2 separate regions of the Homo sapiens genome follow, and region 1 is linked to region 2. A link is a loop called in an ENCODE intact Hi-C map of the cell type or tissue named here. Cell type or tissue: lower leg skin. All regions are shown on one strand. Each heading gives the region's core, and the rest is flanking DNA. Links, peaks and the distances in the headings are about the cores only. Region 1 overlaps CLOCK (clock circadian regulator). Region 2 overlaps SRD5A3 (steroid 5 alpha-reductase 3).

Region 1 (5,383 bases), core at 96-5,095, 190 kb after region 2:
GGCTGAGGTGAAGGATTGCCTGAGCCCAAAAGGTTGAGGCTACAGTGAGCCATGTTCACACCACTACACTCCAGCCTGGGTGCCAGAGTGAGACCTTGTCTCAAAAAAAAAAAAAAAAAAAAAAAAAAAAGGTGAAATTGAGATATTTTCAGAGAAACAAAAATAGAAAAAATCACTGATACTAGGTAGGCCAGTATCAAAATGCATGATATAGGGAAGTGACAGTATTATTATCCTAAAAATTGAAAACAACTTCAATGTCCAACAGAAGATTGATAAGTAAATTATTACACAGAGATGAGAATGTTACATACCTACTAAAAATAATCACATAGCAGAAAAATACTGACATGAAAATATGTTGATGATTCACTGTTAACTGAACAGCTTGCACTGCAGTGGACTACATTAGGAGCCCATAACATCATATAAGTATACATATACTTATGTAATGGCTCAACAAAATGCAGGAAGCAGATAGATAATCAAGAAGATTAACAACAGCACTTTCGGTGGTATGATCTCCAATGATATTAATTTTTTTTTTTTTTTTTTGAGACTGAGTCTTGATCTGTCGCACAGGCTGGAGTGCAATGGCGTGATCTCTGCTCACTGCAACCTCTGCCTCCTGGGTTCAAGCAATTCTCCTGCCTTAGCCTCCCAAGTAGCTGGGATTACAGGCACCCGCCACCATGCCCGGCTAATTTTTGTACTTTTAGTAGAGACAGGGTTTCACCATGTTGGCCAGGCTGGTCTCAAACTCCTGACCTCAAGTGATCCACCCACCTCAGCCTCCGAAAGTGCTGGGATTACAGGTGTGAGCCACTGTGCCCTGCCTAAAATGTAATCTATGCTTTCTTACTGTTTCCCACATTAGGGATGTGCTATTTTTTAATTGGGGGCAAGAGAGGAGGGGAGAGGAGGGGAGGGGAGGGGAGGGGGGAATGGAGAAAGGCAACTCTTTACATTAAACCATATTTTAATACAAATGATAAGTTCTTAGCTAGGCATATGGTCTAACCTTTATTGGTATATCCCCCATGTGTGCTTTTTAATTTTTTTTTGATACCAAAACCTGCCAACATGAATCAACCTGTACTTTCATTTTCCACTATTTGGACCTTGAGAGCTTGCTCGAAGGTTCTAGCAGGGGAGCGCAGCTGCTCGTATACCCTTGACCCAAGACCAGTCCTCCTCTATTTGGGATGGTTGTCCTCTTCAACCAAGCACGCAGCTTCAGCTTCAGGAGGGACGCACGTGGAGTGGAGAGGGAGGAAGGGGACACCTGCCGAGCCAGCCAGATGAGCTGAATCAACCCTGGGGATCAATGGGGTAACATGTCACAGCCAGATAGCCCTCACATTCAATTTTCCACTATTTGGGATGAGAATTAAAAATGTTAAGTACCTGAATGTGACCTCTTTGAAAAAGAAACTTAATCGTCGTCATTATTAATGTAAAAAATGAAAATGTTTCTGAAAAATGAAAAGCAAATTATATCCGAAACAGCATACTTTAAAAGACAAAGTAATTCATAAAATTTCATTTTTCACAAGTGATTTCTGTAGACTTCTAAGACTTAAAATTAACAGAATTACATCTCTGTGAAATATCCAACTAAAGTAATAACTCAGAGTTGAGGCTATAAGAGTAAGTTTAAATAATTCAACATTTGCATAATCAAAAAAATGGAAAAAAACAGGAATCTCGGTATCCACCTGTTTCACAGAAGTTACACCTAATAGGGCTTTTAATAAATGGTTGTAAAGCAACCTGTAAATATAAATGCCATTATGTAATTATAGTCAATTAGTAACAATTATATTGCTCTGACACTTGAGTGTTCTATAAATAATTCATACAACTCCATCTAGAATTTTTGATCCAGAAAAGGAGAAAATGCAACAGCCATTGGTGTAATGCCTACAAGGAACTTAAAAAATATTTTACTTTATGCATCTGTAAAAAACTATAAGGAAACAGATAAACATCAAAAGGTTTAGCTACAGTGCAGAACTTTGACTTTTCCCCCACAATATTGTTTTATTAAAATAGTCACAGTAAATAAATGCTTTATTTGACACAGCACTAGAAGTAAAAATGTGTGGAAGAGGTGACATAATATATATGCTTCAAGATTGAGATAAGAGGAAACAATTTTCTTTTAATATTAACACTGGCTGACATATTTGATGGTAGACAACAGTTAACTGATAGGATTTAATTTCCTAATTTTTCTAGCAATCCTGAAATGATTAAAGAGGCTGTATTATAATTATCAAATAAAACATCAAATGGTTCTTTCCAGCGGGAAAGCTTAAAAAAAACTACTGAAATAGCTATCAGTCTCACAGATGCCTGCTAAAAGAACATAACAACTCCTTACGTTATCAAGAGCTAAGATCTAAGTTTCCTTTCTTAACTAATTAAAAGGTTAAGATACGTATTCTCCCTCAAAATCCCATGCCTCTCCCCCCACCAAAAAAAAAAAAAACAGCCAGAAATAGGCTCATCCTTACAAATGTTGTATGTAATTTTCTTATAAAATCTATCATTTTCCACCTTGTGTTATAATGTCTATGCTTTTCAGTTGGGCATGGTGGCTCATGCCTGTAATCCCAGCACTTTGGGAGGCCGAGGTGGGCGGATCACCTGAGGTCAGCAGTTTGAGACCAGCCCGGCCAACATGGAGAAACACCGTTGTCTACTAAAAATACAAAAATTAGCCGGGTGTGGTGGCAGATACCTGTAATCCCAGCTACTCTTGGAGGGCTAAGGCAGGAGAATCGCTTGAACCAAGGAGGCGGAGGTTGCAGTGAGCTGAGATCACGCCACTGCACTCCAGCCCGGGTGACAGAGAGAGACTCTGTCTCAAATAATAATAATAATAATAATAATAATAATAATAATATTATTATTATTATTATTATTAATGTCTATGCTGTTTTAACCATACTAGATTTCAAAACCACTGAAGGCAGGGTCAATTATACTGCATCTTTCTAGGTATCTCCCATAGTAAATAGTCTTGATCAATACTCTGAACTTTTTGCAAACTCCATCAGCTAAAAAGAATTAAGGTTTGGTAATTCTTTGTAACCTGGTTTAAAACAAACCCTCTGGAACTATTAGAGAACCAGAGGGATGGATGGAGGAGAGGGTAGTGCATATTAGTTGTTTGTTGTCAGTTAAGCAAAAGCCAAACCAAAGAGCCTCTTCTCTCCTTTTCCCTTCAAAAGCTAAATTTTATCCAAGTCAGTATCAGTGTCCCTTAGTTAAGGACAGTCTGCTTAGGTTCACTTCAGAGGAGCTCAAGAGGCTGGTGTAATCTACGAGGCTTTCGTAGGAGTCTGCAAGCAAGTACAGAAGGAAAAAAAATCAAAGTTTAACCCATACACTATCGATCAAGTCAAAAGCCAAAGAAAACCCTAAAACTTGGACTCTAAAGAGTCCTATAAAATTCATGGAATCCAAGCACCTTTTGGGTTTGTTTTGTTTAAAACAGGGTGTCACTCTGTCACCAAGGCTGAACTCCTGGGTTCAAGTGATCCCTCCACCTCAGCCTCCCAATTAGCTGAAACTACGGTGTGCACCACCCCATCTGGCTAATTTTTTTTAAAAAAATTTTGTAGCAAAGAGGTCTCACTATGTTGCCCAGGCTGGTCCTGAAATCCTGGGCTCAAGCCATTCTCCCACCTCGGCCGCTCGAAGTTTACAGTGAATTAAATCTATACCAGATAAAACTCACATCAGTATGACCTCCCTTCAAACTCTGCAAATGCCTCCATAACAATTGGCCCCTCACTAGTGAAAAGATGAGTATGACCTATGGTCTATATCAGATGTTAAGCTTTCTGACAGGCTCCAAGTCATGTCCCTGTCCTGTAGGTAATAACAGAGCCCATACTGGAGGCAAAATGGCAAAGCAGATGATCATTCAAGATGATTCCGTTTTCAAGGCTGAAAAGAACATATTTGCAAATGCACAGAAAAAGATCTACAAGATCATACAGTGGTGTTAACAGTGTTACCCTTCAGTCAAGGGTATACGAGTAGCTGTGCTCCCTAGATTCCTCTGGGGAGGAATGTGAGCTAGAAGTGGATGTAAAGGGGTTGTCACTTATTATATATACACTGTATTAACTTTTTATGAGCATCAATTTACTTCTGTAATTTTAAAAATAAGAGTCCCAGCTACTCGGGAGGCTGAGGCAGGAGAATCTCTTGAACCTGGGAGCCGGAGGTTGCAGTGAGCCAAGATCGTGCCACTGCACTCCGGCCTGGTGACAGAGCAAGACTCCGTCTCCAAAAAAAAAAAAAATTGAAATGTAATTCCATTTTTAAAAAAGATTGAACGGACCCACATGGAATTCAAATGAAAAATAAGTGACACTTTGCAGAAGTCTATTAGAAAAACCTACATATCAAACAGAAATAATATAAGTATCCTATCCTACAAAATAAAAAGGAATACTGGTAATATTACAAAAATGCCCACAGCAACTGCAATCCATTACTCACTATTCACTACTTTCATTACACAATATTAGTCACCAGGGGGAGTTTGAGGGTCCCCTCCCAAAATTATATCTCATCTAACAGCTGCCTGTGCAGTCTTAACCTCATTAAACAGGTTTTCAACAATCCAGTCCTAAAAAAATGTTCATTTTGTACACTTTCATGAGAAACAACCAGACACACACACACACACACACACACACACACACACCCCAATTTACCTTTCACTGGGGTTCATGTTTGATTTCCTCAAAAGAAAGAAAAGTTTCCCAACCTGAAAAGCAAACTAACCTAGACAATCAAGTTTACTAGCACTTTAAGGGAATGTTCACATCCTCCTCATAATTGTTTGTCATGAAACTTTGGGGTTAAGTAAAATTTTACCCATCTATGACTCCTGAAAAAAAGAGGAGGGGGAAACACAAACTACACTCTGAAAGCAGCATAATCCAGCCATAATGCCAAATGTAAACAGTCATATATTTTAGCAAGGCAAGATATAACTAAACATCTTTAAAAGATAAATGCCTGTGACCTCTGCAATCTTAAAAATTAAAGTGTAAATAGTCATAAAAGGTATCCCAAACTTCCTTTTTAGTTGATTTTCCTAAAAAATATGAAAAGCAATCATATTGAAAATGACTCAAATCACCATAAATTAGGCAACAAAAATCACACAAATTATTTGGGGGAGGAGGATTTTTGTTTAATCCAGTTTATGAGTCCATAATACACACAAAAATTTGAAAACATGAAGACATACACATAATACATCTCATTTCCCACCATTCCCTCAGACTATTTCTCCCTCTCCTCTATTGTTAGTTTTCTAAATCCTCCCATAATTTCTTTATATAAAGAGCAA
Region 2 (5,383 bases), core at 153-5,152:
GCCTTTCAGAGTGCCGGGATTACAGGCCTGACGCACCGCGCTCGGCCAGCAAATATGTATTAATATTAAAAATAGATTGTGTTTTAGGCCCCAAACCATAGAGTAGCTTCTAACTCACAGTAAAAGCCCAAGACCTCATGGTCTCATTCCCACTACCTTACTGACTTTGTCTCTAGTTTGCCCCATCTGGTTCTATTCCAGGTTTGAGGGCCTCTCTGCTAGTTCTCTCTCTTACCTGCACTGCCTGTTTCACTCTACCTGGAAAGGCCTTTCCCCAGATAGCCACATGGTTTATCCCCTCACTTGCTGTAATTCTACTCAAATATTACCTTCTCAGTGAGGCCCCTCCCTGTCTATTGTGTTTGATATTATAATTCTGCCATCCCAGCATTCCTCCTTCCTCTTTTCTGCATTAGTTTTCTCAGTAGCAGTTATCACCTGACATGCTATAAAATTTACTGTGTGTGTGTGCGCGCGTGCGTGCGCGCGTACGCATGTGTAAGCTCCATGAAGGCAGGAATTGTCTGTTGTGTTTGCTGTTGTATCCCCAGAGCCTGGAGCAGCTGTGATTTAAAGTAAGCACTCAAATGTTTGTTAAGCAAGGGAGTGCTCATTCAGCACCTTGTATTATCCTATAAGGATCACCTTACCCCTGCTTACAAGGGCTTGGACAACAGTGCTACAAGTAAGCAAAGTGCCAAAGGAGGAAAAAAGGAGAGTGTCCAAAACAGAACGCAGTGAAGATTTTAGATTGGCTTTTGGAGGCTCAAGCTGGGTCTTTAAAAACAAACAAGAGCTATGACTTGTTCTAAAGAATCGAAAATGTATAGGCCGGGTGCGGTGGCTCACGCCTGTAATCCCAGCACTTTGGGAGGCCGAGGCGGGTGGATCATGAGGTTAGGAGATCGAGACCATCCTGGCTAACACGGTGAAACCCCGTCTCTACTAAAAATACAAAAAATTAGCTGGGCGTGGTGGCGGGCGCCTATAGTTCCAGCTACTCGGGGGGCTGAGGCAGGAGAATGGCGTGAACCCAGGAGGAAGAGTTTGCAATGAACCAAGATCGTGCCACTGCACTCCAGCCTGGGCAACAGAGCGAGACTCCGTCTGAAAAAAAAAAAAAAGAATAGAAAATGTATAGAGGGAAATCAGGCAAGCAAAACAAAATGTGGGAATGAAAAGCAACACAATGTGCCTGTGAATGAAAGACACCATGACACAAGTAGAGCGCAGCACGGTGTAGCTTAGCAACTTACACAAAACCCACTTGAGTGATATGCTTGACTTTAGGCTTGATATAAATTGGTACGTGTAACATAAGGCTGGAAAAGCAAGTTCAGGCACGCCTAGGTTGCATGAAAGCACAATAGTATGATTTTAACTTCACAGTCAGCAGGGCTGTCACTTACTGTGTGACATTGAATAAGTAACTTAACCTCTCTGAGTCTTGGGTTTCTCATCTGCCACACAAAGATAACCACATAAGCTTCATAAGATTGTTATGAAGATGAACTAAATAATCTTAACTTTTGCCATGCTCTACCTGGCACCCCTTACCCGCACAACTAGACTGTTCTCTACCTCGTTACCAGAGGGATATTTTTTCACTTAAATAATAATGAAATATATGACCAATGCTTTCTTTTGCCTCCATTTTTTTTTTTTTTTTTTTTTTTTTTGATGCAAAGTCTTGCTCAGTCTTCGAGGCTGGAGTGCAGTGGTGCAATCTTGGCTCACTACAACCTCTGCCTCCTGGGTTTAAGCTATTCTCCTATCTCAGCCTCCCAAGTAGCTAGGATTACAGGCGTGTGCCAGCATGCCTGGCTAATTTTTGTATTTTTAGTAGAAACAGGGTTTCACCATGTTGGCCAGGCTGGTTTCGAACTCCCGACCTCAGGTAATCCGCCCACCTCAGCCTCCTAAAGTGCTGGGATTACAGGCCTGAGCCACTGCACCCGGCCTCTTTTGCTGCCTTTTAAAATGTTTTTATTGTGGTAAAATACACGTAACTTAAATTTTACCTTTTTAATGTTTTTTAAATAGTTAAGTAGCTTTAAATACATTCATCTTGTTATCCAACTATCACCACCACCTATCTCCAGAACTTGTCCATCAGCCAGAGAGATTTTTAGGGTTTTGTTTGTTTGTTTGTTTTGAGACAGAATCTCGCTTTGTCACCCAGGCTGGAGTGCTGTGGCGGCATGATCACCACTTACTGCAGCCTCAGCCTGAGCCTCCCGAGTAGCTGGAACTACAGGCATGCATCATCACACCCAGCTAATTTTTTTATTTCTTTTCTTTTCTTTTTTAGTAGAGATGGGGCCTCATTATGTTGCTCAGGCTAGAGGGATTTTTTATTTATTTATTTATTTATTTATTTGAGATGGAGTCTCGCTCTGTTGCCCAGGCTGGAGTGCAATGGCGCGATCTTGGCTCACTGCAACCTCCGCCTCCTGGGTAGCCTAGAGGGATTTTTAAAACATAAATTACTACCTCACGTCACTCATCTGCCCAAATGGCTCCCCATTATAAAAGCTAGTGGCCTTACAAGGCTTCATGTCCTCTCCCCACTCCTGCCTCACCTTCTACCCTCGCCCTTGGCCATGCCAATGTACAGATGTCTTTTAATGTTCCTTGAACACCCCTAGTATACACCCACCTCATTGCCTTTGCAGTTGTTATTTCTTCTGCCTAGAAAGTTCTTCCCCTAGAAATCCACAGGGATGACTCATTCTAGCCAAATGTTACTTCCAGAGAAGCCACCCTTGACCATCCATCCAGAACAGCCTCCCCTCTGCACCCTCTGTCCCCTGACCCAGCATTATGCTAGATGTCTGCAGGTTTAGTTGTTGACCGTCTGACTCCCCACTCTAAGGTAAACTCCCATTAAGGCGGAGACCTAGTCTGTTTACTCCCTGCTGAGTCCCCAGCTTCTAGAATATTGCCCAACACATTCGAAGTGCTCAGTAAATATTTGTGAAAAAATTAAGTACGTAAAGTGGCTGGTCCAGAAATTGTCCTTCAGAAGCTATCCCTCCTGCCTTTTCCTGGGAGCCTGCAGAACAGCATGTTCTTGACCTTCCACTGTGCTCCACGAGGCTCAGACCATAACCTGGGGTCAGTTGTGGGAAGTGTGTCTTAAGGAAGACCCTGTGGTATAACCAAAGATCAGTAGCCACAGGTGGCGATTGGCCTTGATGCATGAACTTCTGTGAAAAGTAGGCTCTTGAAGCCTGGAGAAGATCCCAATTGGGAATCACAGGATGGCTCTCTTCAAATAGTTTAAGAGATGTTGTGTGGAATTAAAATTCTTGTTCTGTGTGGCCAGAGATGGCAAATCCAGTGATAGAATTTTATTTATTTATTTATTTGTTAAGACACAGGGTCTTGCTCTATTGCCCAGGCTGGAGTTGCAGAGGCAGAATCATAGCTCACTATAACCTCAAACTCCTGGCCTCAAGGGATCCTCTCACCTTGGCCTCCCAAAGCCCTGGGATTACAGGCATGCATCACCATGCCTGGCCAGTGATAGAATTTGCTAACAGTAATTGGCAGAGTGGAGTGGGTTGCCATGGAATGATCAGGTTGGATCAGAGTTTATCAGACTGAGTTTGTAGGCATGATCTCAGGGGCTGTGCATTCTCTTACAAGCACATTCTGGATCATCTGGAGGAGCCCCTGCGATTATGTTTAATCCTCTTTTGGCTCTAGGTTGTCTTTTATTGTCACAGACTAATGAGAAAAAGAAAAGAAGGAGTGGGATTTAATATATGCACGATGCATTGAAGACCAGGGAAAGCCAGATGACCGCCAGGCACTCAATAGAGTCAGAAAGGTTTCAGACTGAATAGAAAAAAATAGAAAAGTATACATAAACAGACCTCAAAAGAACCTATGAGGGGCTGGACATGGTGGCTCACACCTGTAATCTCAGCACTTTGGGAAGCCAAGGTGGGAGGGATCTCTTGAGCCCAGGAGTTTGAGACCAGCCTGGGCAGCATAGGGAGATCACATCTCTATAAAAAGTTTAAGAATTAGCCAGGCATGGTGGACTACTACAAGCCTGTGGTCCCAGCTACTTGGAAAGCTGCGGTGCGAGGATCACTTGAGCCTGGGAGGTCAATGTTGCAGTGAGTGGTGATCACAACACTGCACTCCAGCCTGGACAACACAGCAAGACCCTGTCTCAAAAAAAAAAAAAAAAAAAAAAGAAGAAGAAGAACCTGCTAGGCCCTAGGCCCTTGTGCCATATTAGGTGATTTTTTTTGTTTCAGCAAATCAACATCATCTTTTGCATTAAATTAACATCGCTAATTTCAATTGCATTGGTTTTGTGGTCCTATTTGTATTTAGTTTGTAGATGTGTTGATTGCAAAATAGGCCCTGTAGTTGTCTGAGAATTATAACCATAAGGAGTTAATACCTAGTTTTATGATTGTAGTATTAGTCATGTTATAATAAAAGTAATTTAGGTCAACCCAATTTGGAAAAACACTGAGTCATGCCTGAAGATCTTTTACTTCCTCTAGCCCCAAGTGTCTGCGATTATGCAAATCATGTGTAACAGTTGTGTGGCTATTACTGCAATATTGTTTGGGATATAGAAATCAAAATCTTTCACAGATTTAGCTTGTTTTAGCACAGTCTAGGTTCTCTTTGCAAGGGCCTGCAGCCTCCGTTTTGGGAACTTGAGTCCAATTCTGTTACCCAGCAATCAGAGAGATTGCTAACTAAACTTTATTCTAAGTTTAACACAGTTGGTTGTGTTCTTGTTAACCTCAGAGAGGCCTCTTTTTCCTGAAAGTTAACTGGTCCCGTTATTTGAAAGGAAATTTTAAGAACCTGAACACCTATAGGATTCAGATTCTATTAAAAAGCAAAGGTATACTTTGGGAATGGAGGGGTGGGGAAAGACAGAGAAACTAAAAATAATCTTCCCGTATAAGAGCTTGAAGTGGATCTACCCTAATTATTGCCTCGCTTGTTTTCCTTTTGCAGATATTTTTCCCACTTTTATATCATCTCAGTGCTGTGGAATGGCTTCCTGCTTTGGTGCCTTACTCAATCTCTGTTCCTGGGAGCACCTTTTCCAAGCTGGCTTCATGGTTTGCTCAGAATTCTCGGGGCGGCACAGTTCCAGGGTAAGGACTCCCTGGGCTTATGACAACGCTGCATCCCGTTTCTGTTGTTCCTGTCTGCAAGGGAGCAGTTTTTGGCATTTTGTCTCCTCTCTCGGCACCTCCTCAGAAGGGCCTGGGAAGTGGAGGATGAGGGCAAAAAAGAGCTTTGCACGGTTCATTGCCGGATGGCCAAAAGGATGTCCCTAAGCCCTTCCCTGAGAAGGAGACAGAGCCAAGAGTTAGCGCTCCTGACTTCCCAGCAA

Evidence for each region. A loop is a pair of places that touch in the nucleus more often than their neighbours do. Peaks named below come from ENCODE experiments on the same cell type or tissue, not always from the same donor. Only the 100,000 strongest peaks of a DNase experiment are listed, where the experiment ranks them.
Region 1: a loop joins it to region 2, with 6 times the contacts of the local background. A loop is called at or near these places in 88 of 110 quality-filtered maps.

The regions. Positions count from the first base shown.
Region 1 is chr4:55,539,471-55,544,853 of GRCh38, forward strand. The region is part of intron 1 of CLOCK (clock circadian regulator); the gene reads right to left. It also overlaps the pseudogene RN7SKP30. Among named protein-coding and RNA genes, the nearest start is that of CLOCK, 4.7 kb to the right of the region's middle. In lower leg skin, for the core only: no CTCF peak of the experiment used is centred there; no DNase peak of the experiment used is centred there.
Region 2 is chr4:55,354,348-55,359,730 of GRCh38, forward strand. SRD5A3 (steroid 5 alpha-reductase 3) reads left to right here. Exons shown (of 5, transcript NM_024592.5): 2 at 4,999-5,141. Among named protein-coding and RNA genes, the nearest start is that of SRD5A3, 11 kb to the left of the region's middle. In lower leg skin, for the core only: no CTCF peak of the experiment used is centred there; no DNase peak of the experiment used is centred there.